Regions from separate parts of the Homo sapiens genome. Here regions 1, 2, 3 and 5 are each linked to region 4. The links are chromatin contacts, found by Hi-C or POLR2A ChIA-PET in ENCODE. All regions are on one chromosome and are shown on one strand. Each heading gives the region's core, a stretch centred on a gene start or an enhancer-like site at or near the end of the contact. The rest is flanking DNA. Distances are from core to core; before and after follow the strand shown. Region 1 overlaps RCAN1 (regulator of calcineurin 1). Region 2 overlaps RUNX1 (RUNX family transcription factor 1). Region 3 overlaps RUNX1 (RUNX family transcription factor 1). Region 4 overlaps LINC00649 (long intergenic non-protein coding RNA 649). Region 5 has its middle 24 kb from the start of RCAN1.

Region 1 (5,831 bases), core at 928-3,427, 600 kb after region 4:
ACAAATTGACCTAATGCCTACATTGAGGCTTGGTGCATAGGAAGTTTCCATGAAAGCGTTCACTGTTATGATCCACATAGGTGTGGGCCTCAGACTATGAGCTGGGCTGAATGACAGCCCCTCCCTAGTCCCTGGAGCTTGTAAATATGTTGCCATACATGGAAGAAGGGACTCTGCAGGTGTGACTAAGCTAAGGATCTTGAGACTAGGAGATGATGGATTACCAGGGTGGGCCCAGTGTAATCAAGGTGTCTTTATAAGCAGGATATGGCAGGGCTGGAGTCGGAGATGGAGACAGGATGATGGAAGCAGAGATTCGAGTGATATGGGGCCATGAGCCAAGGAAAGTGGGAGTCTTTGGAACCTGGGAAAAGGCAACGAAACGGATTTTGCCCTAGAAGTAACGCAGCCAGGCTGACACCTGATTTTAGCCCATTGAGACTGATTTTGGAGTTTGATCTCCAGAACTGTACAGTCATAAATCTGTGCTGTTTTCAGCCACTAAAATTGTTTGGTAATCTGTTACATCAGCAACAGGAAGCAAATACAAATTTAAGACTGGAGAAAGGTAGCTTTATAGAACATCCAGCAGCTAGAATGTTCAAAGGAAGTTGGGCTTTGGAATCAATAAACTGCTGTCCTTTTATTTCTTCTTCTCCTGACTTAGGCTTCGAGGGATGACATTTTCTTTTTAATCCTAGCATGTGAAGTGGCCAAAGCTCAGGCTTGGGTGTCAGATGGGCCTGGGCAGGAACCCTGGCTGCAGTCCTTACTTGCTGGGGGTCCTCAGTCAACTGGTGGTGCTGGCCAAGATGACCACAGTGGCACTGACAGCCAGAGTCAGTTGCCTGCTAGCCATTCGGAGTGGTCAGTGCCCACGAGGTACCAGTTACTATGTGCTATGAATATTATCTCTAGACTGAATCCTATGAACTTCAGTTTCCTCATTTGCAATTTGGGAACAATCTAAGTCAAAGGTTGTTGTAGAATGTGCATAGGTAGGTGCTTTTCAGACTGTGGCTGCCACAGCAGCAGTAGCTGCCTTACTTGGCAACTTGCCAGAATTCTTGCCCTACCTATTGTGGTAGGCTGAATTCTCAAATGGCCCCCTGGTGGACAAGCTTTGCATGATCCCGGGACTCTGTGATGGATTCTGTTTCCACAGTTAGGTTATATTACCCTGGGAGATTATGTGGGGTGAACACTTAAAAGGGACCGGGTTCTTTCTGAAGTCGGAGAAAGGATGGGAGAGACATTCTCTGTTGCTGATTCTGAAGATGGAGGGGGCCATGTGGCAAGGACTGAGAGTGGCCTCAAGGAGCTAGAGTGGCCACGGGGATCTGAATGTGCTTAGAAGCAGATTCTCCGCAAGAGTCTCCAGACAGGAACGCAGCCCAGGAGAGAACCGGTTCCAGCCTTGTTAACCTTGAGCAGAGAACCCTGTTGTGCACATGGTGATTTCTGACCTACAGACCTGTCAACTAAGAAATGGGCATTGTAAGCCACTAGATTTGTAGTAATTTGTCACACAGCAATAGAAAACTAATATATATTTACTGAATCAGAAACTCTGCTGGTTTTTGTTTGTTTGTTTGAGACAGGGTCTCACTGTGTCACCCAGGCTGGTCTCAACGAGCCTTTGCTGAATCTCTTCCTTGTCAGAGGAGACTGCTGGTCCCCAAGATAGAAAGTAAAGGAGACCCAGCCCTGCTGTCAGGAAGCACCCGCCTCGGGTTGGAGTAAAAGTCACACATGGGACGGGGCTGTAAGTCTCAGCAAACAGCAGTGCGAGGGACGCACGTGGAAGAGGGGTAGTGAGGGCACCTTGTGGGCAGGAGAGCCTTTTAAAGACTGTATGACGTGAACTCCAAGATCTATCCTTGAAGGCCAGGGAGTGGTTGAAAGATGGAGCCCTCTGATTTCTGACTTCACTTCTGCAAAGCCTACTGTGTCATTTACTCCTCACCATCAGTGGAGCGAGAGCCTCTGGGACCACGTCTCCCGAGTCCCATGCCTGCCATCATGGTGCGGGCTGGACCAGCCTTCTTAGTGGGATATGTTCCCCATAGAAAGTAAACCAAGAGGCAAAAGCAAAGCAAAGCTACGAAAGCAGGCTCAGTGCCCCCGCCCCTTGTTTCAGTGTCACCTCAAGTTTGCTTCTTGCTCTCAGAGGGAGATCACAGCATTGCACAACGGGCAGTGTTGACTATTTGCTGGCCCTTGTCACCCACCCTTCCAAAACTCGGGCAGAGGACAATCTGAACACCAGTGTGACAGTTTCTAACAAAAGGCTTTGCTAGTACAGTGCCTGAGTGTGGGTGTCCACTGAAAACTAATTTCAGCCCTGACTAAGAAAGGCATCTCAGAAATGAGGAAGTGTATTTTGGGCTCCTGTGGTTTCTGATGAAAAATGCTGCAATGTGGGGCATGGGTGAAAGGGAAACACTGAGAAAATAGATGTGACCCCCAGTATGCTTCCTTGAAGAAGTGGGGGGCTGGCCAGGCCAGGCACAAAGATCCTTTGTGTTCCCTGAGCCTGTGACTTCTCCCGCTGTTTCTCAGCAGTTACACTAACGACATTGTGGAGGAAACAGCTTCTCCTTGCATGGCCCTGCCCCTTGCACTCTAGACTGTTTAGCCTCCCTGCTGGTCAGTCCCCTCTCCCTACAAATGCCAGCAGCTTTCCCCCAGTCCTTGCTGCAACCACAAAGTCTCGCAAGGATTTTCAAATGCCACTGGGAGGATAGCGGTGCCACCCATGGAGAATAATGACCCCAGGCCCTAAAATGAAACAGGTTGCTCTAACATTCGAAGAATAGCCCCAGCACACCAAATGCATTCACTTAATTTCTTGTTCAACAGAAAAGAATGACCTCTTTTAATACAGAGCTGCTTTGAAACATGTCATTTCAAACAGGTCCTAAGAAGATCCTGATATTTGTCTGTATCTTAACTGGATCTCTGTGGGTTGAAAAACGCTCATAGAAATGTTGAAGGACATCAGTCAATCTTTAATAAGATGAGATTTCTCAGAGATACAACATGCTGTTTGACCATCTGAAGGATGCTAAAAGAAAGTGATTTACTGAAATAAAATAGATAACAAACATTTCAGTGACTTAGAAAATGGCGAGAAATCACGTCAGGCAAGTTTATATTTTTGTGTTAAAAAATCCCCACCTAACAACACTCTCTTCCTTACATTTCTTCCCAGCAGGCCAAGAACTTACTAAACTCTGGCTCTAGAAGAAAATGACATTAAAATGCTGACTTTACAGGTATATAGTCTAGCATTTGTTGGCAGTTACTTATTAGTTTTTTTTTTTTTTTAGAAATGTAAAAACTATTTTCTTTGTTTCAAACGAATAGGCTCTAACTTAAAATAATTTACTTGTACAATTAAATTGTCTGAAAAACCCCAACAATGCTGTTAACACGTTGTTAACAGGTACACAACTCCCCTCTATTTTAGGAGCTGACGCAAAGAAGACAGCACAAACATGAACAAGAAAACAATCGCTGTCGCTTAAAAGCAACACCGTCTTAGCAGTTTAAAGACAGACACTGCATGCTCACATACTAACAATAATTATGAGTCTCCAACTCAGAGGGTAGAAGTCAGAAGACGCAAACAACATCCACCGTACCAGGAACTGAAGAATAGGAGGAAGCAGGTTTAGAATAGCAATGGGTTTTTCCCTGAGATGTACATTTTACAAGAAGCATTCAATTCCATTTTAGATATGGAAAAAGAGCGTGTTTTTCCCATTAAAAGGGGGAAACAGGAAAAGTATAAGTAGCTTGACCCATTATTATGTCCTACCTGGAAAAAAGTTTTTTTAAGTGGAGAAAATGATTAGTCATGAGTGCATGACTTATTAAAAATGACTTTCTGGGTAACAGAGACCAGATAATACCTACGTGAATAAATCTCTCCCCAAACCCTAGTTTGGGGCCCACACTTTTGCAAGGTCTCCAGTGAGTAAGACAGTAAATTCTGTGGCTGGCGTTTTCTTTGGAACACAAAGGGTCGCAAACAAACTCCTACTCAGCTGCAGCCACTACCCCTGCCAAAATTGAGTAGCTGAGGATTCAGCGAAGGGTTCGGGTTCCACGTCACCCAGGTGCTACAGGAGCCTGAGCCCAGGAGCGGGGACTGTCCCACATGCCAAGAGAATAGGGCATATCCAGGAGTCCAGGCCCATCACAGCAGCCAGGTTTTTACCTAGGTCTACTACTCTTTCCACATCACAGCTTCCCCTCACCTTTCTCCCCCTCCCTCACCTGCTCACTGCCATGTATGGGAATGCACCCCAGGAAACACACAATTTTGAAAAACATCGTCCCAAGAGAAAAAGGCTGTCATGAAGAGGCCAGGCAAATGACCTCAATTAAGTACTTTGTCCAATGCTAATGGATTGAATTCTGTTCCCCTAAAATTCACATGTTGAAGTCCTAACACCCAGTGCAATGGTGCTATGGTTTGAATGTGTCCCCCAAAAGTTTATGTGTTAGAAACTTAATTGCCATTTTAACAGTGTTGAGAGGTAGGGCCTTGACAAGGTGAGGAGGCCACGAGGGCAGAGCCCTTACAAAGGGATTCATGCCATTGTTGCAGGAGTGGGTTAGTTATCCTGGGAGTGGGCTCCTGATAAAAAGGATGAGTTTGGCTCCATGTCCTCTCCCTGTCTCCTGTGCTTGCTTCAGCTTCTGCCTTCTGCCATGCGATGACCCTCACCAGATGCTGGCACCATGCTCTTAGACTTTTCAGCTTCCAGAACCGCAAACCAAATAAATCTCTTTTATTTATAAGTTACCCAGTCTGTGGTGTTATGTTATAGCAACAGAAAATGGACTAAGACATGGTATTTGGAGGTGAGGCCTTTAGGAGGTAATTAGGGTTAGGTGAAGTCAGGTGAGTAGAGTCCTTTTTGCAAGAAGGTGACAGTCTACAAGCCAGGAGGAGAGCCCTCACCAGGAATCAACCATGCTGGCAGCCTAACCTCAGACTTCTCAACATCCAGAACTGTGAGAAATAAATTTCTATTGTTTAAGGCACCTAGAATAGGGCATTTTGTTATAGCAGCCCGAGCAGATGAAGACACCTACCACCACTCAGCTTTGGAACCAGGATTCTGAACCAAAGCCTATAGATCCTATGTTCTTAACAACTGCATTTTACTACTCTTTGAGAAGAACTGAATTTAGCCAATCAATGTAATTTCACATTGATTTTCATTACTTTTGCTTTCAAAGTTACATATGAAATTTTTTTTGCATGGCTAGATATGTGCTGGATGACTAAGAATTTTATAATTGGCATATCAATAATCAAATCAGTTTTCCTAATAAAATGACATGTCTGATTTCTGCAAAAGCTCTTCAGTGTCCTCTCAAACTGAGAAAGCTGGAAAGTAGAGTTTTCAAAAGAGTAAAAATAATAATAAAAAAAAGTTAAGGCAGTACTGCTGAGAATTTAAATTCTCTGCAATGTCGAAACTTTTGAAATATAAAACTTTTAAAAACAGTTTCACTGAGGTATACCTTACATCCCATTTTAGCACTTGTAAAACCTTTGTCTTTAACTGTATTGTGATAACATTGATATCCTGCTTAACATAAGAAATATTATTTTAATTGAAAACATTATTCATGATAATTTAAAAAGCTGCTATTAACTTCTACATCTGTCAGTAAATCTACTAAAGTTTAGTTCAAAATATGCCGGCAAAGGAATCTTAAATTCTCTTAGTGCCATCTAAATAAAACTGTATTTCTTCTAAGTTCTATTGTAAACAAAGCAAAGGACTATGCCAGAATATATAGCAATT
Region 2 (5,251 bases), core at 1,074-3,573, 920 kb after region 4:
ACTCTGTGATTCTAATGTACCAATGGTACTCAACCTGGGTTATAGCTCAAAAGCATTTTCTTACTGAGCTGCGTTTGGGCCTCTGGCAGTTGAGCACTCATGACACCCCATCTGGTAAACCACAGACTAACCTATATAATCAGGAGTAAAACTTAATCAAAGTGATAATTTGTGAAATGAATGGTCATTATCTGAATTCTCATTATTTCATGCCCATCTTTTTTTTTTTTTTTTTTTTTTGAGATGGAGTCTTGCACTGTCTCCTGGGCTGGAGTGCAATGGCGTGATCTCGGCTCACTGCAACCTCTGCCTCCCGGGTTCAAGCGATTCTCCTGCCTCAGCCTCCCGAGTAGCTGGGATTACATGTGCATACCACCACACCCAGCTAATTTTTTGTATTTTTAGTAGAGATGGGGTTTCACTATGTCAGCCATGCTGGTCTCGAACTCCTGACATTGTGATCCGCCCACCTTGGCCTCCCAATCATGCCCTTCATTTTAAGCACAGTCACAAGACATTTCCACCGAGCACACACTAGTAGGTGGGGCGTTTTGGCCAGTCATGTGGTTCTCCCTCACAAAGGGCTCTTGTTTACAGCTTTGGGTACAAGGACATTTGCTTATTATCTTACAGACACAGTGATGACTTCTTCACAGGTGTAGGTGACATTTTTCCACAGCACGAAAACTGCCTTACACGTCCTTTGTATTCTTCCAATGAGACCCAGCAGAGCCTTGATACTGGGCTGCAGTCAGCAACGGGCGCACCTGACAGGAGCCACATGCTCTGCCCTCCACGTGGCCCTGCCCTCTCTGTGGCCCCACCCCATGGCGGCTGGGACACAGCCCTTCTTGGCCAGCATCTGCAGAAGTAGGATCTGTGCCTCGGGGCACACGTGTTATGAGCCAAATTCCCTCATTGAAATGACCTATAGGCCTGGTATTTTAAGTACATGGGTGTGGAGCACAAAAGACTCTCAAGTGTTTCTCCCAGCGAGCTGCAGCCGGAATAGTGAGAAATCACAGGAGAGCAAGGGAGGGCAGGTTGGCTAAATAGCAACGGCCCCAAAATGGGCTTTTCAGGACCCAGTGCAGGGGTGGAAGGATGGGGCTGCTGCCGAGAGGGCCGGTGTTTCTGTTGGCAGCCTGGAGGATCCAAGGCTCCCTGAAGCACTCACTGGCCTTGGTCTGGTGAGGCCAGCAGAGGCTTTGGTCAGTGCACAGATGGCCCCAGCACTGATCCTGTGTGTGCTGCTGGAAGTCGGCAGCTCTTGGTTCCAGAGGGGGCCACCACGGGGTCACAGGGTGGCCTGCATGGAAGGAAGCCAAGGAAAGGGGTAAACAAGGGGTAAACACCAAGTCCTTCCTCCTGCTCACTGAACCCTGACCACCACAGCAGCATCAGTTCCAGCCAGGGCTTGGGTTCCAGGAGGACCATTAGAAGACCATTAGAAGCACCAAACGACACTCATACTGAATAAGAAGGTGAGAACAAAAAACAACAGGGCAGATGAGGTTTGTCTTGATGTAGGCTTGGAAGCAGTGAGAGAGAAGAATTCCATATAAAATCCCATGAAGGTGGAAACACAGTGGTGATTCATTCAGTGTGGACTCTCAAGGCAACCTACTTAGGTTCAAAACCTCGCTCTGCCACTTGCTAGCTGTGTGACCTCAGGCAAGTTACTTGACCTCTCTGGGGCCTCAGCTTTGTCATCTGTAAAAGGGGGTTAATAACAGTCATTCCATCTCGTAGCATTGTTCTGCAGGTTAAATGGAATGCTGAATATACAAGCAGAGCACAGGGAAAGGTCTCAGTAAATGTCAGTGGAATGATCATTAAAGACATGATAAAGGTGATTCCACAAAGACCAGAGCTGTGACAGATCCCGTAAGAAGGAGCTGGGGATGAAGTAGGCACTGACGTCTGACATGAGGAGGGGTTTTGTGCGTGTGTGTGTGTGTGTGTGTGTGTGTGTGTGTGTGTGTGTGTGTGTTCAGCAGGTGATGGGGCTGCTACCAGGCCTAAACGCAACTTGAACTTCAAGTTCAAGTTCACTCCTGCCCCGCCAGCTGGCGACCTTTGTAAGGCACAACTGTGAGTGGCTGATATGCTATGTAAACAAGCCAGGCCAGTGCTCCTCACTGCAACATGTGTTGTCTCCCTCGACGCCAGTGTGTCCATCCAAATGCCAGGGCAAAATACTAACTGCTTTATTTAGTTGGGAAGAAGGTCAAGGGGTGAGTCTTCCTGGACACTCGCTGCCATGACACACTCCCCAGGGCCAGTCAGCGGGGAGGCCCCAGGTCTAGGCTTGATTAGTCTTGACGTTGGCGGCCCTGGGGCTGGTGAACTCTGACAGCCAATTGTGGTCAAATAAAGCCACGGCTGGAACCTGCAGTTCCGCATGGCCCAGCGCACTCTCCACTTCCTCACCACATCTGGGAAGTGGCTAAACCTCAGGATTGCTTCAAATGTGCACACTGCTCCCCAAAGAGCTGAGGGTGGCAAGGAGATTACAAAGCAAAAAGACATGCAGCTCGGGGTCATTTCTTGCCTAGGTGTGAAGAACATATTTAAAAGTGCATCCAGGCCACATCAGAGCAGAATCCTCCTATAACACCCCGTGTCTGACGGGCGAGCCCCGACTCCTGTTGTGACTCGGCCTCCTCAGGTCTAGTTTGCAGGTATCCCCGGTCTACCTGAGTTGGCTCTGCAGCAGACTCTGTTCCTGTCACTCTCCTTAGTGTAGGTCTGTAAGCATGAGTCATCTTCTTCTTTTGGGGACAGTTTCAGGGGATGTGAAACTTGCCCTTTGTCACGCAAAGGAAGGCTGCAGACACAAAGGAGCCGTCTGCCCTGGGGGCTCAGAGTCCTTAGGAAACACAATCGCAACATTTTTCACTCTTGTGTTTGTCTGCAGGAAAGCCAGTTGTGCCCAGAGTCTTGAAACGCCCAAAGAGTGAGAAAGGAAAAATAAAAGAAAAACATCGCAGCTTTTAAAAACCAAGAGAGTCAGTGAAGGCTCAGGTTCTGCTCTTTGCAAATTCAGGAAATCCCACAAGATCCTGAAAGGTTGCAGGGAGATTTCTCCTTTTACAATAGATGGCTTTGGGTCTAATTTTAATTGCGGATAACTAAGTATAAAAATTAACGTACCCTCGGATTCCAGGAGTAGTCTGCATTTGGAGTATTTTTTATGAAGTATTTTTAATTTTGATTTCTCACTTTTCCACTGGAACAACCTAACAGCCAAAATTCATGCTTATGCTCCTCTTCCATTTCCTTACCCAAACATTTGCCACTATTTTTGACAGTGGAGTTGTATAATTAATTTATTTGGGGATTTCTGGACGGGATACAAATCCTTCAACTTGCACATAATTTCCTGATTCTCCATGCTGAATTGAATTAAGATGTCGGCGTACTGTATATACTTGTGTGCAAAGTGCCTGTATTTGCAGATTGCTTGATCCAATCGCACTCACATCACACATGCAAAATGCAGACTTGAGGCCTAAGCTACTGGCACCAGGACTACCCTCAAAAGTCAGACTGAAAATCAGGTCCTTAGAATATAGAACTCAGTTTTCCATGGAAATGGCATTTGTTTGGAATTATGGATTGTTTGAAAAATAGCTGTTTTACTTGGAGAAAACCGAAGACATGCAAAGCATTTTCTCTGGAGATGTTCTATGAAAATGAGTTGTTTGAGGACAGGGACAGAATTTTATTCATCTTTGTATCTTCTATTCTGAGGCAATAAAGAAAAGTTTGATAAATGAGGCCAGGCATGGTGGCACATGCCTGTAATCCCAGCACTTTGGGAGGCCAAGACGGGAGGATCACTAGAGCTCAGGAGTTCAAGACCAGTCTGGGCAGCTTGGTGAAACCCCATTGCTACCAAAAATATAAAAAATAAAATAAAATAAAATAAAAATAAAAAATAAAATAAAATAAATTAGCTGGGCATGGTGGCACACATTTGCAGTCCCAGCTACTTGGGAGGCTGAGGCACAAGAATCACTTGAACCCAGGAGGCGGAGGTTGCAGTGAGCCGAGATCACGCCACTGCACTCCAGCCTGGGTGACAGAGTAAGACCCTGTCTCTAAAAATCAATGAATCACTCTGCAAACTTTCAGTTTGACAGCCAGTCCTTTACAACGTCGAATTTCACTTGGAAGGCATAGCTTGCTTTTTCCAAGGCACAGGTATGCTGGGCTCAACTGCAGGCAGGGGAAAAGCTCAGGTTTGCAAAAGGAGTGGAGGGGCGGGCCTCTTTATTTGGCAGAATATCACCTATCCCACAAAACACCATGATGTTCTCATGCAATCTTGCATTTCCTTTCCTGAGATTTCATTTTCCCTTTCTAATCTTCCTTTTCCTTTTGATACCACAGTTCCCTAGGATCTCAGCTGGGGAACCAAGTTTTAACCAAAACACCCCAAAACCCTGAATTCGCAGCCCCCTGGAGACCAAGGCCACACCTGCTGCCCTGTGCTTCCCCCAAGGACAGCCACCAGATTTACCAGTCTTCACTCATCCATCAGGCTGTGTGTTTGGGCTGGGGTCACACAGGGCAAGTGACCAAAGTGACCTCCTGGGCCTGGCCTCCTCCTGATTCCGATAGTGCCCCTAGCCGGGTGCCTCAAACACACAGCCCAAGGCCACACAGAGCTGCAGCTGGGAGGCCTGAGGCATGGACATTCTTCAGGGAAGGAAGGCTTGGGGGGCGTCAGCTCCTGCTCACCAGCCTTGCAGCACTTGCCACTGCAGGTAGGAAGAAAGGCAGGTGAGTGTGGAGGTAGAGAGGGAAGAGAGGGAAGCTTGAGGCAAGCTTGAGGAGGGAGCTGACTTCTAGGTACAGTGCCATCTACCAAATGGGGTCCTTGCAAGCTGGATATACACATGCCTGGCGCTGCTTGAAAGGAGAAAGGAGAGCTTTCAGTCTCTGGATGGGTCTCTAAGCTCCCCACGCACCCTCCAAATGTCCTTTCCATTCTTTAAACTGTAAGCCAAGTATCTTTCCACAATTTGTATCTGGAGTTAGTTATAAGTGGTTCTCCATTTCATTAGGATCAGACCAAATTCCCAACGTGGATGTTAAGGCAATCCCCGCCCTATCTCTCTGTAAGGCTCCCCGCCATCACTCCCCAACCACCGCCACTGGAGCATCTCTCAGCTCCCAACAGGCCAGGTGCTCCTTCCTCACTCTGCTTTCTCTGCTGGGACATGATTCTTCATGCCTCCAC
Region 3 (5,351 bases), core at 1,853-4,352, 860 kb after region 4:
AAGTGCTGGGATTACAGGCATGAGCCACCGTGCCCAGCCTGAAACTCTTAACACTCAAAAGCAAATTCTAAAAACCAAAAGCACCCTAACAGAAATGAGGAATGGCTTACTTAGTAGACAGAACATGACAAAGCAAAGAACCAATGAACTTGAAGATACAGAAACTTACCAAACAAAAAGATAAAGAGGAAAAAGAAAGAACATCCAAGAACTGTGAGAAAGTTTCAAAAGATGTAATGTGTAATTGGAATACCAGATGGAGAAGAAAAAGAAAACAGTGGAAGAAATACTTGAAGTATTAATGGCTATGAATTTTCCAAAATTAATGACAGATACCAAACCACAGATCCAGAAAGCTCAGAGAACACCAAGCATAATAAATACCAAATCTACACCCAGGCATATCATATTTAAACTGCAAAAAACCAAAGAGAAGAGAAAATCTTGAAAGAAGCTAGAGAGGGGGAAAAGCCAACACCTTATCCATAGAGGAAAAAGGATAAGAATTACATTATCTTTCTCTTCAGAAACCATGCAAACACAAAGAAAGGAGAATACATGAAGTGTTGCAACAAAAAAGCTACCAAACTATTATTCTGCATTCAGCAAAATTATCCTTCAAATTCAAAGAAATAAGGATATTTTCTGACAAACAAAACTGGAATAATTCATTGCCAGCTGACCTGCCCTATGAGAAATGTCAAAAAGAACTGCATAAAAAAGGAAGAGCATTAGAAAAGTACTATATTAAGGTAAAATTAAGTTTTATTTTTCTTAACTGATCTGAAAGATAACTGTTTACAATAATAGTAACAAAGTATTGAGTGATTATAGCATGTGGATAAATGAAATAAAAGGCAGTAATGATATAAACAGGAAGGAAGAAGTGGTAGTTATTTGATGCTAGATGTAGATTAGTTATACATGTACTTTTCAAACTTTAGGGCAGTAACTAAAAACATTTTTAAAAAGAATGATTAATATGCTAACAGAGGAGATAAAATGGAATCATATAAAATGTTCAGTTAAACCTATAAAAGGTAGAAAAAGAGGTGTGGGGGGAAGAATCAGGTGCAACAAATATAAAAGTTATAAATATGATTGATACTACTGCAGTTATATTAATACTTAGGTTAAATATGAATACTCTAAATGCACCAATTTAAAGACAGAGATTGGCAGTGTGGATTAAAGACAAGACCCAACTACATATTGTCTACAAGGGACCTATTTTAAATAAAAATATTTATACAGATTACAAGTAAAGGGATGGAAAAAGGTACACCATGCTAACACTGATTGAAAGAAAGCCAGAGCAGCGATGTTAATTTTATACAAAGCTGACTTCAGAGGAAGGACAATTTTCAGGGATAAAGAAGGGAATTACATGATGATAATGTGGGTGAATTCTCTAAGAAGACAGCATCTTTAATATATGTCCACCTAAAAACTGAGTGTCAAAAAACATGAGGCAAAAACTGATAGAACTACACGGAGAAATAGGTAAATACGCTATTACAATTGGAGACTTCAACAACCCTCTTTCAGTAATTGATACATCAAGCAGGCAGAAAATTAAGACACAGTTGACCTAAACGGCACTACCAGTCAACTTGATCTAATTAACATTTATGGAATACTCTAACAACAGCAGAATACACATTCTTCAGCTCACATGGAAGATTCACCAAGATAAGCCATATTCTGGGCCACAAAACACACTTTAAGATCCTTAAAAGTATAGAAAGCATACAAAGTATTTTCTCAGACCACATGGATTTAAATTAAAAAGCCAATAATAGATAACTGGAAAATCTCCAAATATTTGGAGATTAAACAACATACTTCTACATTAGACATGAGTCAAATAAAAAGTCTCAAGAGAAATTAAAAAATGTTTTGAACTAAATGAAAATACAACTTATTACAATTTTTGGATGCAGATAGAACAGTACTTAGAGGGAAATTTATAGCATTGAATACATATATTAGAAAAGAAAGATCCAGAATCAGTCACTGAAGCTTCCACCTCAGGAGACTGGAGAAAATAGCAATACAGACCTCAAGCAAGCAGAAGAGAAGAAATAATAAAAATTAGACTAGGAACCAGTGAAATTAAGTACAGGAAAATAATAGACAAAATCAATAGAACAAAATATCTTGTTCTTTGAAAAGTTCAAAACATCCCTCTTTGTCCTCGTGCTCCCCACAGGCGCTGGGAGAAGATGGATAGAGACCCCTCCCGGCCCTCCTCTGACTGTCCACTCTAGGGTCTTTTAAACACCCACCCTCAGAAGCTGGGTTTCCAACAGCACCCCTTGAGCGGTGGCACCCTTCATCCTGGGCTTGGAGAAGGTTATAGTTAGAAAGCCCCTTCCTTGATTGTGTGGCTGACATCTTTAAAACGCCAGGTCTTTCAGTCATCTCTCAGAGCTATTTAAAAATAAAAGTCACATAGACCACAGGGTTCTACCATCTATTTTTGAAAAAGGCAAATCAGCTTGGTGAACATATAAACCCTAGGGGCAGCCCTGGTTATTTCCCTGGAGGAATTTTTTCCCTCCTTCATCCTGGAGGAAGGTAGGGACGTTCCCAGGGTTCCCTCCAGATTCACCTCAGTCATGGGGAGCTGGTGTAATGCCCTCTTGGAGACCTCAGAACACACAACAGGATGTGACTCAGGACTCAGAGATGTGAGTCAGTTTCCAGGGTGATGTGTTAGGGCGAGCCCCAGTGGTGGTTTGCATCTCACTGTCTGGGACCCCTGGGAAGAAAGGCCTAGGCTCCCCTTGCAGACAAAGGGGGTGACCCCAGATGCTTCCCAGCATCACATCTGTCAGAGGTGTGTGATGTCAGGGGCCTTTCAGAGTCCCTGGGGGTGGGTGACTCTGCTCTGAAAGGGACATTTCCCTGAAAGTTCCACTGTCTTTGAGAAGCAGTGTTTCCTCTGGCCTCTGCAGCAGGGAGCAAAGCTCCGGCACAGCACAAGTAAGAAGAGCAGTCACCTATTCCTACTACAGGTACCCCCAGGTAGCAGACACCGGCTCAGCACACTGTTGCTATATCATTGAAATCCCATGATAACATGAGTCAGTCAGCACCAGCTCTGGATCCTGGAAAAAAGGGAGGTTGTGAAACAGCTCCAGGATTTGCCAACCGTTCGTCTCTGGCCGGCTGCAGACATCTTGGTTAGTCATGTGTAGCTCAGATGCATTCGTTGTTCCAGCAATTACTTTGAAGAGAAGCAGACAGACCAAGCCGGGGCAGAACCCTGCCTGGGTATGCTGTTTTAAAGGCCTCAGGTTTTGAGGGATCCCATCCTCACTGCCGACCTGCCAGCCTGGGAGGTGGCAGGCTGCCTGCGGGAAGGAAGAAGGGAGCCCTGTGTCCGCCTCTCCACCACTCCCTGCTTCCGGGACCCGTATTCATCACCTCGCCGGGGAAGCTTTGTGGCTTTGTGGTCAGGGCCCTGTGAATCAAGAATGCTGGTTCCTCACATCAGGCCGCCCCCAACCCTGCTGGTTCACCCTGGAGTCCTTTTCTTTTCAAACCTCTGTTTCCTCACCTCTAAAAATGGGGGTAACCAGGCTCACTTGCCTCACAGGTGTGAGAGTTAATTAATGTTTGTGGGGCAGCTTTGAGATCCACAGATGAAAGGTGCTCTATAAACGCAAAATGCAATTCCTCATTAGCACTGTCAGACGGTTCCCAGGGGAAACAGTTCACCCTGCACCACGAGGCTGCTACCCTCAGCCAGATGAGTCTGAGACACGTCTGGGAAAGGGCTACGTATTTAGGCAGAGTGCTTTTGGAGGGAGGGTTCAAGGATAGGTCACTAGCTTCCAGAAAAGATGGGTGTTTTTAGAACATGTCTCATTCTCAGTTGGCATCGTGTCCCTGAGGCAGAGGGAGAGTGGCCTTCAGTGCACACAGCTGGAGGGACCATAGTTCAGAGGGAACAGAAGGCACCTTCTGGTTTCTGCTGCCTCCTCCCTTGCAGACAGATTCTTTCTCTGTACTTTGTTAAATAAACATTTGTTGCAGACATCTTTTCCATAAGGATCTTCTGCACTGTGCACTTTCTGCACCTCTGCCCCCCGTATACAACTTTCCAGGCCTGAAGGAGCTCTACAGACAGGTTGGGTACATTCCTGCAACACCAGCACATCATGGATGTTTAGATTCTTCTATGGCCACCCTATTTATTTCCTTCCACTCCTCCATGTCCTTCTTCTCCAGGAGGGTAAAGACAACTTTCTGCTCCCTTCTACTCCTCTGGCACCTTTGCCCCGCTTAGTTCCTTGAAAAACATGAGCCAGAAATATTGTGTTGAGGGCTGGGATATCTCAAGCAGCCTCCATCCTGAGACTGGACCCTTGGTGGAGAATGAGGATACTCACTCCAGTAAAACAAATCACTGACACCTCAAGTGGGAGCTGGGAAGCTTCAAGCAGAAGAGGCACAGCATCTCCCAGGACTGCACACAGCTAAAGAAACAGAATTTTCTGAAGAACACTCCATTGAGGTGGCACCTGATATCAAGAGGATTGTGCACGCTTGATAGTCTATGCTTGGAAGGCCTGGGTTGGGAGACTGTCATCTCCAACCTGCAGTCCAGGCTGGGCATGGAAGGCCGTGCTTTACAGCCAATCTCCACTGTGCTGATGAGGGGCCGGTGGGATTTCCTAGAGAGGCACCTGTGATATCTCTGGCTAAACAGATACAGTTAAGAGCTGTCGCTGGGGCAGATCATGTTAAGTAACATGGCTGAGATTTGCCAGGGTCCATGTAATGCCTTAGGGTGTCAGCACGCAAGAAAAAAAAAGAAGTGACTTTACGTCTGGGACTGCAGAGGCTACAAAATGATGAACCCCCTAACCTATGAGTTGTCGATATTGGAGAATACGATGCTTTTGAGCCCAGCTCAGATGGAGATCTGTTCCACACAGGTGTGTGTCATGCCAGTTTGCAGCCTGGGCTTCCTCTGGTGACTACCCCATCCATCTCTGCCACTGCCCCAGCTCTCTGTGCCCAAGTGCTGTCCCTGAGCCAGACCTCTGGTGGGAGAGGCCGAGGGGGCATGGAGCAGTGATCTCAAAAGCCTTCCTCTCTACACAAACCCAACCACGGGTTTCTCAGTGGGCATTCTCCTAGCTGCAGCCTTAGTTTTTACTTTGGCACTTTTTTGATGTTGTAAAATGTTAGAACTGTTTGAAAAATTCTAGAGTGGCTTGAAGCCCAGCAAGCAGTCTCTGTTGTCTTCTGCTTCCATATGACATGGGCCCTAAGGCAGGCTTATTGGATTTTATGCCAGGGATTCTGGTTTTAAGCAGCAAACTCTGAGGCATGGC
Region 4 (5,806 bases), core at 1,920-4,419:
CCAAATGAGCTGAAAACATATCCACACAGAAACCTACACAGGATTTTATAACTGCTTTATTCATAGTTGTCAAAACTTGGAAGCAACCAAGATGTCCTCCAGTAGGCGAATGGAAAAACACACTGTGGTACATCCAGACAGTGGAATATTATTCAGTACTAAAAGGAAATGAGCTGTCAAGCCATGAAAAGACATGGAGGAAATTTAAATGCGATTATGAAGTGAAAGAAACCAATCTGAAAAGGCTACGTATGATTCCAACTATATGATATTTTGAAAAAGGCAAAACGGTGGAGATAGTGGTTGACAGGGGTTGGAGGGAGGGCAGGATCAACAGGCAGAGCACGGAGGATTTGTAGGGACGTCAAACTGTTCTTTATGGTTCTGTAATGGTGGATCCATATCATGATACATTTGTCCAAACCAAAGAGTATACAACACCGAGAATGAACTCCAATGTAAACTACAGACATTGGGTGATAATGATGTATCAGTGTAGGTTCACTGATTGTGACAAAGATCATCCTCTGGTGGGGGACGTCCATAGTGGGGGAGGTGGTGCATGTCTGGGTGCAGTGGGCATATGGGAAGTGTACTTTCTGCTCAATTTTGCTGTGAACCTAAAACTGCTCTAATAATTCAAGTTCATTAATTCAAAAAGAACCCCTGAATTGTTTTAACAGGGATATTTGAATATTGAGTACTGACCAGATATTTACTGATATTAAGAAATTGTTGGCCAGGTGTGGTGGCTCACACCTGTAATCCCAGCACTTTGGGAGGCCAAGGCAGGTGGATCACCTGAGGTCAGGAGTTTGAGACCAGCCTGGCCAACAGGGTGAAACCCTGTCTCTACTAAAAATAACAAAAATTAGCTGGGCATTTTGGTGCATGCCTGTAGTCCCAGCTATTTGGGAGGCTAAGGCAGGAGAACTGCTCGAACCCAGGAGGTGGAGGTTGCAGTGAGCCAAGATCATGCCATTGCACTCCAGCCTGGGCAACAGAGCGAGACTCCATGTCAAAAAAATAGAAAAAAAAAAAAAAAAAAGAAATTGTTGGGGTTTTTTTTCAGGTGTGATACTGGTATTGTGGTTATGTTTTTAAAAAGTCTTTATGTTTTTAGCTGGGTGCGGTGGCTCAGGACTGTAATTCCAGCTACATGAGAGGATTGCCTGAGGCCAGGAGTTTGAGACCAGCCTGAACAACATAGTGAGTACCTGTCTCTAAAAAAAAAAAAAAAAAAAAAAAAAAAGTCTTTATATTTTAGAGTTATATACTGTAATATGTATGAATGAAATGCTATGAGGTTTTAGATTTGTTTCAAAACACTCCAATGTGTGTGTGTTGGGAGGAAGTAGATAAAACAGGGCTGGTGATAGGATGATAATTGTTGAAGCTAGCTGATGAGCACATAGAGCTTGATTACACTATTACTTCAAGTTTGTACATGTTTGGACATTTCCATAATGTAAAAACACAATTACATGCTTCAAGTCTCAATCCCTAGGTCTCTTACACTCTGGGAATGGATTTAATAAATTTAGCAAATGCACCTGAGGTTAATAATGGATTTATACATTGCTGTGGCTACAGAACATTTACATTTTGACACAGGTCTTCAATATCTTAATCTAAATAAGCAAATATTGTGGAAATTTCAGACATTACCCCAATCTGACAGGGCAAATATTTTTATTAGTTCTAACTTTCCCCTTCCCTAATTTACTTATGTATAGAATTGGTCCTCATCCCTGACTGTGGGGAGACTTTTGATAGTTATTACCTTTTCTTTCTTTCTCTTTCTTTCTTTCTTTCTTTCCTTTCTTTCTTTCTTTCTTTCTTTTTCTTTCTTTCTTTCTTTCTTTCCTTCCTTCCTTCCTTCCTTCCTTTCTCTCTCTCTCTCTCTCTCTCTCTTTCTTTCTTCTTTTTTGAGACAGAGTTTCACTCTGTCACCCAGGCTGGAGTGCAGTGGCGCCATCTCAGCTCACTGCAACCTCCCCCTGCTGGGTTCAAACAATTCTCCTGCCTCAGCCTCCCGAGTAGCTGGGATTACAGGTGATGCCTGGCGAATTTTTGTATCTGTAGTAGAGACGGAGTTTCACCCTGTTGGTCAGGCTGGTCTCGAATTCCTGACCTCAGGTGATTTGCCCGCCTCGGCCTCCCAAAGTGCTGGGATTATAGGAGTGAGCCACCACCTCCGGCCAACTATTACCTTTTCTAAGAATGCTTTATGACATCATGGCATTTCAAATTGTGTAACATTCAGAACGTTTTCTGTTGTATCCTTTCCTAGGTCTTCATTACTTTCCTGGGACTTGACAGGGCATATTGAATCTATCCTGTAATGCATGGGAATAAATAAGGATTCCAAAACGTGAATTGGATTTAGTTAATTTTTGTTTCTCCATGTCTCCATACACACAGGCAGCATGAGTGAGCATCTAGTATGTATTGGATATGTGCTGGGTTGATACCATAAAGAGATTTATAAAATGGTGCCGACTTTGAGGGGTTCACACTCTGGGGGAAAGACTGTGCTGTCTAAGTGAATAAATTTGGAGATTGAGGGCTTCATGGAGAGGAGGAAAGTTGTGCTTTATAACATCATGGCATATTTGCATGAGCCATGCAAATAAGAAGCTCATCACCCACCCGATTTATGTCAGAATCAGAACCCAAAGCCAGGGACCCACCAACCAACTGTTCGGCCCAGCACAGTTTCCCTGTGGCAATTCCACTTCTTTTTTTCTTATCTTACGTCGCAGTGTACTTTGTCTCTTGTAACTCCTGCAGGATTTTTCTTAAAGCCTTACATGGTGCTGTTATCACGTGGCACAAAATGAAGCCGACCTCTTTGTGTGTGGGAATAGAGGGAGCATTACACTGCTGGGATGCAACAGATGGAGGGTGGAAAGCTGTCCAGCACCTTGTCTCTTCCAAGATACATAGCCCAGGGGTATTCCCATTCCTCCACGACACAAATGACAACTTCCTTGAGCTCTGATGGCTTGCCAGGTGGCTGATGGCGTGGAGAACCTTGCTCATGTTTACCTGTTCTTGCATCCATTACTCACCTCTGCCCACGTGCCCCCACACTTGCACACAAAGCCACAGAGTGGCTTAAAAAAAAAAAATGAAAAGCCTCCCCCCAACCCTATTGTAAAATGTCAAGTGTTTCAGTTTTGAGAAAAAAGAAAGCTGAAGAAACCATGACTCATGACATGGGCTGACAAACAACGATCTGAAGGTATGCTGGTGAGTCACACTGTGGAGCTCTGCCTTTGTGTTGTGGTGAGGGCCGGGGCTGGAAGGAGTGTCATGGGACCAGCCAGTAAAATTCCACTACTCTCCGAAGCCGATTGGGAGGCAATTTAAAAACCCTGGGCTTTTTCCAGCCCCAGTGTAGTGGATGACTCTGGGTCCCCTCAGGTATGTCGATCTGTATGGGAAATCAGGAAGAATGATTATTAATAACTGGAAAAAAAAAACCTGTTAGTATCTTTCCATGCCCAATGCCATGCTGAACCAGCCCTGCCTGCTTCTGCAAGCCAGCGAGGCTGCTGGATTTTCTCGAAGGGTATTGAGTTGCTAAGCAACAGCACTGGCGGCGCCTATCATGCCCAGCGATGTCAATGCCTGAGTGTGGCCTGCAGAGCACATTTGCTCCCCTCCCCCTCGCCTCCTCTCGACCCCTTCCCCCCACTACATGAGAACATTAATTTGCATCTCAGGGACAGGAGCTGTGCCAGGTGATTCTGTGTATAAAACAGCGCAGTGCAGCCCCTGAAGCACAAATATTGTTTTGGGTTGCAAGGCGGTGCATGTGACGTAGTTGAAAATACAGACTCATTTGTGTATACTCCCCACGTAAGGAGGGTAGGCTTCATCTAAAAGCCTGCGTGTCAAATACTCCTTTCTAATACATCCTGGTGTGCTCTGCCTTGAAGTGTTTTTTTCCTGTCTGCCCATCCAGCATCTTATTTATGCCCCATTCTGTCCCTCTCTCTCGTTGCCTTTGTTCTGTGGTCTCCTGGGTGATGGAGTTATTGTTTGTGTGTAGGGATGTGTGGATAAAAGGGAGCTGATTTCTAGAGGTGAGATGGCCCTGTGGTTAACGGTTGGAGGCTGCTGTTGACAAGGCCTGTTGCTGTGGCAGTTTTGCTCCGGAAGTGGCCATTTTCTGGGCAGGGCTCCACCAGAGCACCATCTGTCTGTGCCTTTTACTTCCTGTCAAGAGGCAGCAGGCTTCGTGAGCTGGGGAAGTGCCAGAAGCAGCCTTCGAATTAGACAGACCTGGACCCAAACCCTTTCTCTTCCCCCCACCCATTTTGGCATCTTGGCACGAGACTGTCCCCATTTCTGGAAAGGGTGTTCACAAGAACAGTCTGGCTGGGTTGTTGGGATGACCGAGTGTGATCATGCGTCTCTATGGCTGGCCATGGTGTTTATTCGATGGCAGGTATTACCAGGATGGAGCGAGTCCCAGTAGGAAGGGCCTTTAGGATGTCATCTGGTTCCACCCAACAGGGATGGGAACTGTAATTCCCCACTCTCCCTGTGGAGAATCAGGGCGGGCTCCGGATGGATGGCCAAAGGCTGCACAGAGGTGAGCCTCCAGGGTTGGGTTCTAAGCGCTGTTCACACTCCTGTCCCAGTGGTGTTTGGTCTGGGGCACATTGTGATATGTGTTTCCCTCCTTTCTTAAAATTAGCTCTTGGCTTCAGGGCCTTGTAGTGGACTGATGTCCCTCCTTAACTGAACAGTCAGTCTGCTTATTTTTTTGGGGTGGTTTAGGGGTAAAAATAAGTAGATAACTGAACAAAGCTGGCTGGCAGGAACCTTCGGCTGACCGCAGGGCTTTGGTGGTGGTCAAGACCTGGAATTGGATTTGAGGCCTGGCCAGCGTGAAGGATATGCCATAGGAGCCCAGGAGGATGACTCTGCCAGGCCTGCTTTTGACATGTCTGTCATGCTTCATGCTTTATGCTGCTCTGGGCCATTAAGCAAGAACTAAATCTGATGCCCAATCAAGGCTGAGCTCTTTTTTTTTTTGAGACACTGTCTCACTCTCTTGCCCAGGCTGTAGTGCAGTAGTGTGATCATGGCTCACTGCAGCCTCAGTCTCCTGGACTCAAGTGATCCTCCCACCTCAGCCTTCTGAGTAGCTGGGAGTACAGGTGAGTCAGGTGAGTCCCACCACACCCGGCTAATTTTTTTTTTTTTTTTGGTAGAGATGGGGTTTCACTGTGTTACCCAGGCTGGTCTCAAACTCCTGGGCTGAAGACCATCCACTCGCCTCAGCCTCCCAGTGTTGGGACTATAGGCGTGAGCACTCATCTAGTCTAGGCTGAGCTCCTAAACAGGAAATGTGTGGCATGGCTTCTTTGAAGGTGGCTTTCTCATTCTGAGTTTTAAACCACAACCACTGAAGATGGTTAGTGCCTGCAGAATGCGTACCATTTCCACTCAGAGAAACCATTCCTCCTTAAGGAAAGCTGGGGCCGTTCCTGGTCTGGCGTTCCCAGTGAAGGAAGAACCAAGTGGATGCCCCTCAACCCCAGCCCGAGGCAGCTGTGTCGTTATGGTCCAGCTGGGCACCCCACTCTTTAGGAGGTGGAGAGGGAAACAGGGGGATTGGTCTAGGTTTGTGTGGGTCAGAGCCAGGTGAGAAGTTATAGTAGTTGCTGGGCAAAGTAAATAAGAAGGAGACAGAAAGGCCCAGGCACGCAGGAGACCCCAGCTAAAAGGGCAGGGAGAGGGACACGTTGGTGGTCAAGAAGAGGGAAATGAGGAGGGGCTTTTGGAG
Region 5 (5,451 bases), core at 2,295-4,794, 690 kb after region 4:
CCTAGAAATAGGGCATTTCTAGCTCTATTGACTTGCTTGTGTTTGGAATCATGCCAGGATCTCTCCTCGCTCTGAACCTTGGCATTACCCTTAGATTCCCAAATGTCTCGTTTGGCCCCTTAAGGCTTATAATGGTGCCCCTCTTCTGTGCTCTCAGAGCTCTTGGTGCTTGTCCTCCACTAGCATTTACCAGCCTGTGCTGGACTTGCCTGCTTTCTGGCTTGAACCCTCCGGGACTGTCTTAATCTGCTTAGGCTGCCATAACAAAGTACCACCGACTGGTGGCTTCAACAACAGAAATGTATTTTCCCACAGCTCTGGAGACTGGAATTCTGAGATCATGGGACTAGCGTGGCTCCATTCCTGGTGAAGACTCTTCCTGGCTTGCAGACAGCTGCCTTCTTGAGGTATCCTCCAGTGCAGTTCCATTGTGTGTGTGTGCAGAGAAAGAGGGCCCTGGTGTCTGCTTCTCTTCTAATATGGTCACCAATCCTATCAATTTAGGATCTCACCCCATAACCCTGTTTAGCTTTACCTCCTAAAACCATAGCTCTAAATATAGTCACATTGGAGGTTAGGGCTTCAGCATATGAATTTGAGAAAGGGGACACAACTCAGCCCATAGCATAGACTGTAAGCTCCCTGAGGGCACGGACTGTGCGGCATTCATCATTGAACTCCCGGTGCAATAATTGGCAATAAACATTTGCCGAGTAAATGAATGAATAAACTGATGAGGATGTCAGAGTCTTGCTGCACTCTTCACAACACCCCTCTGAGGTGAGTGAGACCTCATCCATTCACTGCAACCTTCTTCTGCTTTTTCCTCTCTACAGAGCTGAAGAGACAGAAACTATTTCCCAGCCTGCCTTGCAAACAGGGCTCCACATATGATTTGGAAGCTGCTGATTAGGTGCAGCCATGAGAGAGCTGACTTTGGAACTGAATTAAGTGCGAAGGGAGTGGCAGTAAGGGTCATATATATTTTTGTTGGTGCAGATCTAGTCGGTGTGGAGGGGCCATGGGGGTAAACATTGTCATGGTAGCCCCTGATCTCCATCACAGTTGAGGTGTTACATCACTGGAAGCAAAGGTTGATTCAGAGGTCCTGGGGCTGTGCCACTTCCTGATTCTAGAGTTTTGTGCTTGAGTTAAAAGAGGTGGCTTCCCTGGTGGGTTAGTCCTGCAGTATTGTTTTATGAGTCTTTCCTGCAGGCCTCTTCTCTAGCCTGCTTCTTTGACCCATGTGAAGGTTTTGTGAGCACACTACTCCTATATGAAATCCATTTCTGCTTAAAATAGTTAGAGTGGTTCCTGTGACTGCAAGGGAACCTTGCCTGAAACAGATGGAACTATCAAGCCCATCATACAGATGCATACCTGAAAAAATGAATGGCTACTCAAGGTCATAGAGGTTGTGATGTCTCAGCTGGTGTTTGAACCCAGGTATGACCTCAGTGAAGATGAGGAAGGTTGGTCCACAAAAATGGCATTGTATCTGGACCAAAGTTGAGAACAGGATAAACTGGTAAAGGGAAGACAGAACAGTGTGGGGATGGGAACACTAAGAGAGTAGATGGGCTGGGTTCAGTGACTCACGCCTGTAATTCCAGCCCTTTGGGAGGCCAGAGGATCACTTCAGCCCAGGAGTTTGCGACTAGCCTGGGCAACATAGTGAAACCCCCTTTTTATTTAAAAAAATAAAAAGGAGGAGAGAGGTGGAGCAAGATGGCAGAATAGAAGGCTCCACCCATCATCCACCCAGCAAGGCACCAATTTAACAACTATCTCCACACACATAAAAAAACACCTTTGTTAGAGCCCAGAATCAGGTGAGCACTCACAGTACCTGGTTTAAAAAACAAAAAAATTAGCTGGGTGTGGTGGTGCGCACTTGTGGTCTCAGCTGCTTGGGAGGCTGACATGGGAGGATCCCTTGAGCCCAGGAGTTTGAGGTTAGAGTGAGCTGTGGTCGTGCCTTTGCATTCCAGCCTGGGCAACAACGAGAGACCCTGTTTCAAAACCAAAAGGGAGAATGGATTACCACAGGGGCTCGACATGATCAAGTCAGTTTAGTAGGAACGACATGTGAGGCATGGCCCGGTCACAGGCATGAAGGTTCAGAATATAGCCTGGAGTACACATGTATCCCTCTGGGCCAGGCAGAGGCTTCACATCTTGGTGAAAGGCCTGGTCGCACTTTCTCTGGGTTTCAGATGGACTGTTAATGCAAAGTTGTTTTTGTGTTTTTGCAAATCCCAGGAGCTGGTGGATGGGGATGGTGTGACCCTGTTGGAACCTGCTGGCTGGCAGCCCTCCTTCAGAGAGACACCGTTTGGAAATTACCAGAGGCCTAGAGCACCAACCCCTCCCCAGACCTTGGAAGAATTCACCATGATCCCCTGGTAGGTTCAAGTCCACAGAGGATGGATTCTGAAGGGGAACATGCAAACCCATCAGCACCAACCCAGAGCTGTTGTAATAAGTCATCACTCCTGGGGCAGGGAGACTTGACTCTTCCCCTGATGATTAGGAGTTTTGTTGTCTTTTGATGTTCCCAGGCCAGATGCCACAGTTAAATTAGCAAAAGAACTCAAATAACCCTGAATAGAAGAAAGAGGAGACTCTCGTTATGATGCACCAATGATTGGTAAAGGTGACTTCCCACAGTGCTGTTTTGTTACAGGGCAATTTGCCAGGGTTGTTGAGGCCACCATGTTACTCCCAGCACTACAGTGAGATATATATATGTACTTACTGGAAGATCTGCAATAGTGTAAGATGTACTATTGCCTCTTTGAGCTTTTGGACAGATGTGTGGCTTTAAGAACTGTTGTGCACCCTGCGCCAGACAGCCAACTCATCGGAGACCCCGAGGAAACAGTCAGTCAATTGGTAAAGGTGACCATACATATCCTTATTCCCATGGGAATTCAGGTGCTTGGTTTATCAGAGTAGATTGTCACTAAAAATGTCCAAACTCTCTGATCATCTTTTTTTTTCACCCTCACCACCCCCATGTTGATTTCAGACTTCTAGTCTCTGGAACTGCAAGATAATAAATTTCTGTTTTTTAAAAAAATTGTGGCAAAATATATATAATATTTATCATTTTAACCATTTGTAAGCATCCAATCCGGTGGCATTAAATACATTCCCAGTGTTGTGTAACCATCATCACTATCTGTACCTAAAATATTTTCCCCCATTGTTAACTCTGTACTCATTAAACAACAGCTCTGCCTCTCCACCCCGCCAACCCCTGCCCCTAGTAACTTCTATTCTACTTTCTATCTCTATGAATTTGACTATTCTAGGTCCCTCATATAAGTGCAGTTACAAGACATTTGTCTTTCTGTGCCTGGCTTATTTCACTTAGCACAATATTTTCAAAGCTCATCCATGCTGCAGCATGTATCAGAATTTCATTCCTCTTGATGGCTAAACAATGTTCCATCGCATGTGCATACTACATTTTGTTATCCATTTAACTGTTAATGGACACTGGGGTTGTTTTTACCTTTTGGCTATCGTGAATAATGTTGTCACAGACGTTGGTGTGAAAATACTGGTTTGAGTTTCACTTTCAGTTCTTTTGGATATATACTCAGAATTAGAGTTGCTGAGTCATAGGATAATTCTATGTTTAATTTTTTGACGAACCACCAAACTTTTCTACAGCAGTTGCACTGTTTAATATTCTATTTTATTTTTCTTTTCTTAAGCAAAAAAGGGAATATGTTGGGCTCATGTAACAGAAAAGTTTGGGGTGGAACCAATATAGCTTGCTTCAGGAGTCTCTTAATCTCTCTGATCTCTCTCCATCTCGTCCCTGCCCCCTCCCACTGCATGCCTTTCTCAGGCTCCACGTGGTGACGAGATGGTTGCAGCAGCTCACACAACCTGTTCTATTCAAGTTCATGTCCATTGACTCTGTGAGATCATTGGAGAAACTTTAGGGTTCTGGCTTACTAGAAGGGTGACTAGATTCTGGATGGCAAAGAGGACAGTTGTCCCCTACACCTTTCCCACTCCTTTAAATTTCCCCCACCTCAGGACAGCTTCAGCCTCTCCAGCCCAGCTCCATGTCCATAAACCTTCTGGTGTTCAGGAACTCAACTTCTCCATCACTTTTAATTCTTCCTTCTTGCTTGAACTGCACATCCAATCAGTTCCACTGCCCTGCCAATTCTTGCTTTGAAAATAGTTTTTCCTCTGAGTCACTTCCATGGAAAGCATTCATGATTCAGGTCCGCGTAAAGTGGTTACTACAAGTGCCTCAGATGCTGGCAGTGATAATGCATCCTGGGAGGTCTACACTGGTAAAATCGTCACCTAACAGGGGGACGGGCTGTCTGTAGAAGTCTCTAAGATGGGTTGGTCCCTTTGAGGCTGGAAATTAAAAAAAAATAAAATTTAAAAAAAAGTTTTCCTGTATTAGGCTGACTTGTCCCAGAGGCAGCAACAGGCACAGCCCAGACCCAGGAAAGGTCCTAATAATGTTATCTAATGTGCTCTGAAGACTCTCCCAGCACTCCCTCAACATAGAAAAAAAAATTTCCTTTGTTTTATGAAATGAGTTTGTAGGTTCCTCTTCTCTGTAACTAGTGACTTCAAGTATTCTGTTTTCTCTAAGAAGTACAACAAAGGTCATAAGAAGCTTGAGTAGGCCCAAACTACAGCTGCCTGGGCACCATAGTAAAGGTTATAGGATAAGCCCATGCCCAGGCAAAACTAGATAACGGACATCTGGGTTGCTTGGCAACGGTCATGTGCAATCCTGTCTTTGTCCTGCCTCAGTATCCCTGCTTTCATGCCACTGTAAGCTTACTTCAAGCTAGCCCACCCCCTTTTGTAAAGTGTGTATAAAAGTCAGGTGCTGTCTTTGTTCTGGGCCCAGTCTTTTGGACGTTGAGTCAGCTGGGCCCGAGTACACTCAGTAAAAACTCTCCTGTTTCAACCTGAGGTCTCTCTCGTCCTCCTGAATCCTGCACCACCTTCTCCAGATTAATGTAAGCTTGGTCTTAGGAAGTCTCAGTGGACCTACTGAACTTAGGAGAAACCTGTGGCTTAGGCAATATTTAGAACAGCTGAAGAAAGATCAAGGGAACAGCATGGAGTCTAGAATTTTTTTAAAAAGGGAGAAGGTCAGAAAGTGTTGGACACAGCATCTCAGCACCCAGGGCCATTGAGGCTGGCACTGTGTTTTCTGACTTCTCTCATAATCGATGATAAATGCCTCTTTGTACCCCTAGTCCATGTTTTCCAAGAAACCTACTGATTATGAATTGACTTCCCAGATACCTGGATGGCAGAAAAGCAGTGCCTTGGGTGGTAGCCTAGAGTGCCCCGGGATCTGTTACAAAAGTCCATTGCTCAGATCATTAGTAGAGAGGAAAAGGCACCTTGAAGGGCTTGAGAGCAGGTGCAGGGCTCACAGTAAAGCATGGT

The links. A loop is a pair of places that touch in the nucleus more often than their neighbours do. ChIA-PET counts read pairs that join two places held with the same protein, here RNA polymerase II (POLR2A). Pooled maps may share reads with other maps.
Region 1: a loop to region 4 is called in a pooled map, with 12 times the contacts of the local background. The contact joins two enhancer-like sites. A Hi-C loop is called at or near these places in 3 of 37 single-sample maps with no recorded cell type and 4 of 50 pooled maps.
Region 2: a loop to region 4 is called in a pooled map, with 5 times the contacts of the local background. The contact joins two enhancer-like sites. A Hi-C loop is called at or near these places in 2 of 50 pooled maps. POLR2A ChIA-PET finds 5 or more read pairs at or near these places in 2 of 52 experiments (IMR-90 and activated CD4-positive, alpha-beta T cell).
Region 3: a loop to region 4 is called in a pooled map, with 2.9 times the contacts of the local background. The contact joins two enhancer-like sites. A Hi-C loop is called at or near these places in 3 of 50 pooled maps. POLR2A ChIA-PET finds 5 or more read pairs at or near these places in 2 of 52 experiments (Panc1 and activated T-cell).
Region 5: a loop to region 4 is called in a pooled map, with 6 times the contacts of the local background. The contact joins two enhancer-like sites. A Hi-C loop is called at or near these places in 3 of 37 single-sample maps with no recorded cell type and 3 of 50 pooled maps. POLR2A ChIA-PET finds 5 or more read pairs at or near these places in 1 of 52 experiments (MCF 10A).

Annotation. Positions count from the first base shown.
Region 1 is chr21:34,543,059-34,548,889 of GRCh38, forward strand. The region is part of intron 1 of RCAN1 (regulator of calcineurin 1); the gene reads right to left. Among named protein-coding and RNA genes, the nearest start is that of KCNE1, 34 kb to the left of the region's middle. RefSeq lists an enhancer at 608-4,306 and a silencer at 979-1,128. Within about 2 kb of position 2,178, at least 24 of the 41 ENCODE cell types and tissues checked have a DNase peak (open chromatin) inside an H3K27ac peak, as active enhancers do.
Region 2 is chr21:34,863,333-34,868,583 of GRCh38, forward strand. All of the region lies in intron 5 of RUNX1 (RUNX family transcription factor 1), which reads right to left. The region is part of intron 1 of RUNX1-AS1 (RUNX1 antisense RNA 1); the gene reads left to right. Among named protein-coding and RNA genes, the nearest start is that of RUNX1-AS1, 30 kb to the left of the region's middle. RefSeq lists enhancers at 1,968-3,167, 2,438-2,607, 2,648-2,927, 3,908-4,575, 4,576-5,241. Within about 2 kb of position 2,324, at least 17 of the 41 ENCODE cell types and tissues checked have a DNase peak (open chromatin) inside an H3K27ac peak, as active enhancers do.
Region 3 is chr21:34,805,014-34,810,364 of GRCh38, forward strand. All of the region lies in intron 7 of RUNX1 (RUNX family transcription factor 1), which reads right to left. Among named protein-coding and RNA genes, the nearest start is that of RUNX1-AS1, 29 kb to the right of the region's middle. RefSeq lists enhancers at 2,257-3,456, 2,970-3,039, 3,318-3,828, 3,343-3,842, 3,656-3,724 and a cis regulatory region at 3,676. Within about 2 kb of position 3,103, at least 23 of the 41 ENCODE cell types and tissues checked have a DNase peak (open chromatin) inside an H3K27ac peak, as active enhancers do.
Region 4 is chr21:33,944,687-33,950,492 of GRCh38, forward strand. It overlaps LINC00649 (long intergenic non-protein coding RNA 649), which reads left to right. Exons shown (of 3, transcript NR_038883.2): 2 at 1,124-1,209. Among named protein-coding and RNA genes, the nearest start is that of LINC00649, 16 kb to the left of the region's middle. RefSeq lists enhancers at 2,661-3,860, 3,035-3,514, 4,045-4,104 and a silencer at 2,899-3,193. Within about 2 kb of position 3,170, at least 39 of the 41 ENCODE cell types and tissues checked have a DNase peak (open chromatin) inside an H3K27ac peak, as active enhancers do.
Region 5 is chr21:34,636,812-34,642,262 of GRCh38, forward strand. No RefSeq gene overlaps it. Among named protein-coding and RNA genes, the nearest start is that of RCAN1, 24 kb to the left of the region's middle. RefSeq lists enhancers at 3,448-3,647, 3,678-3,787. Within about 2 kb of position 3,545, at least 2 of the 41 ENCODE cell types and tissues checked have a DNase peak (open chromatin) inside an H3K27ac peak, as active enhancers do.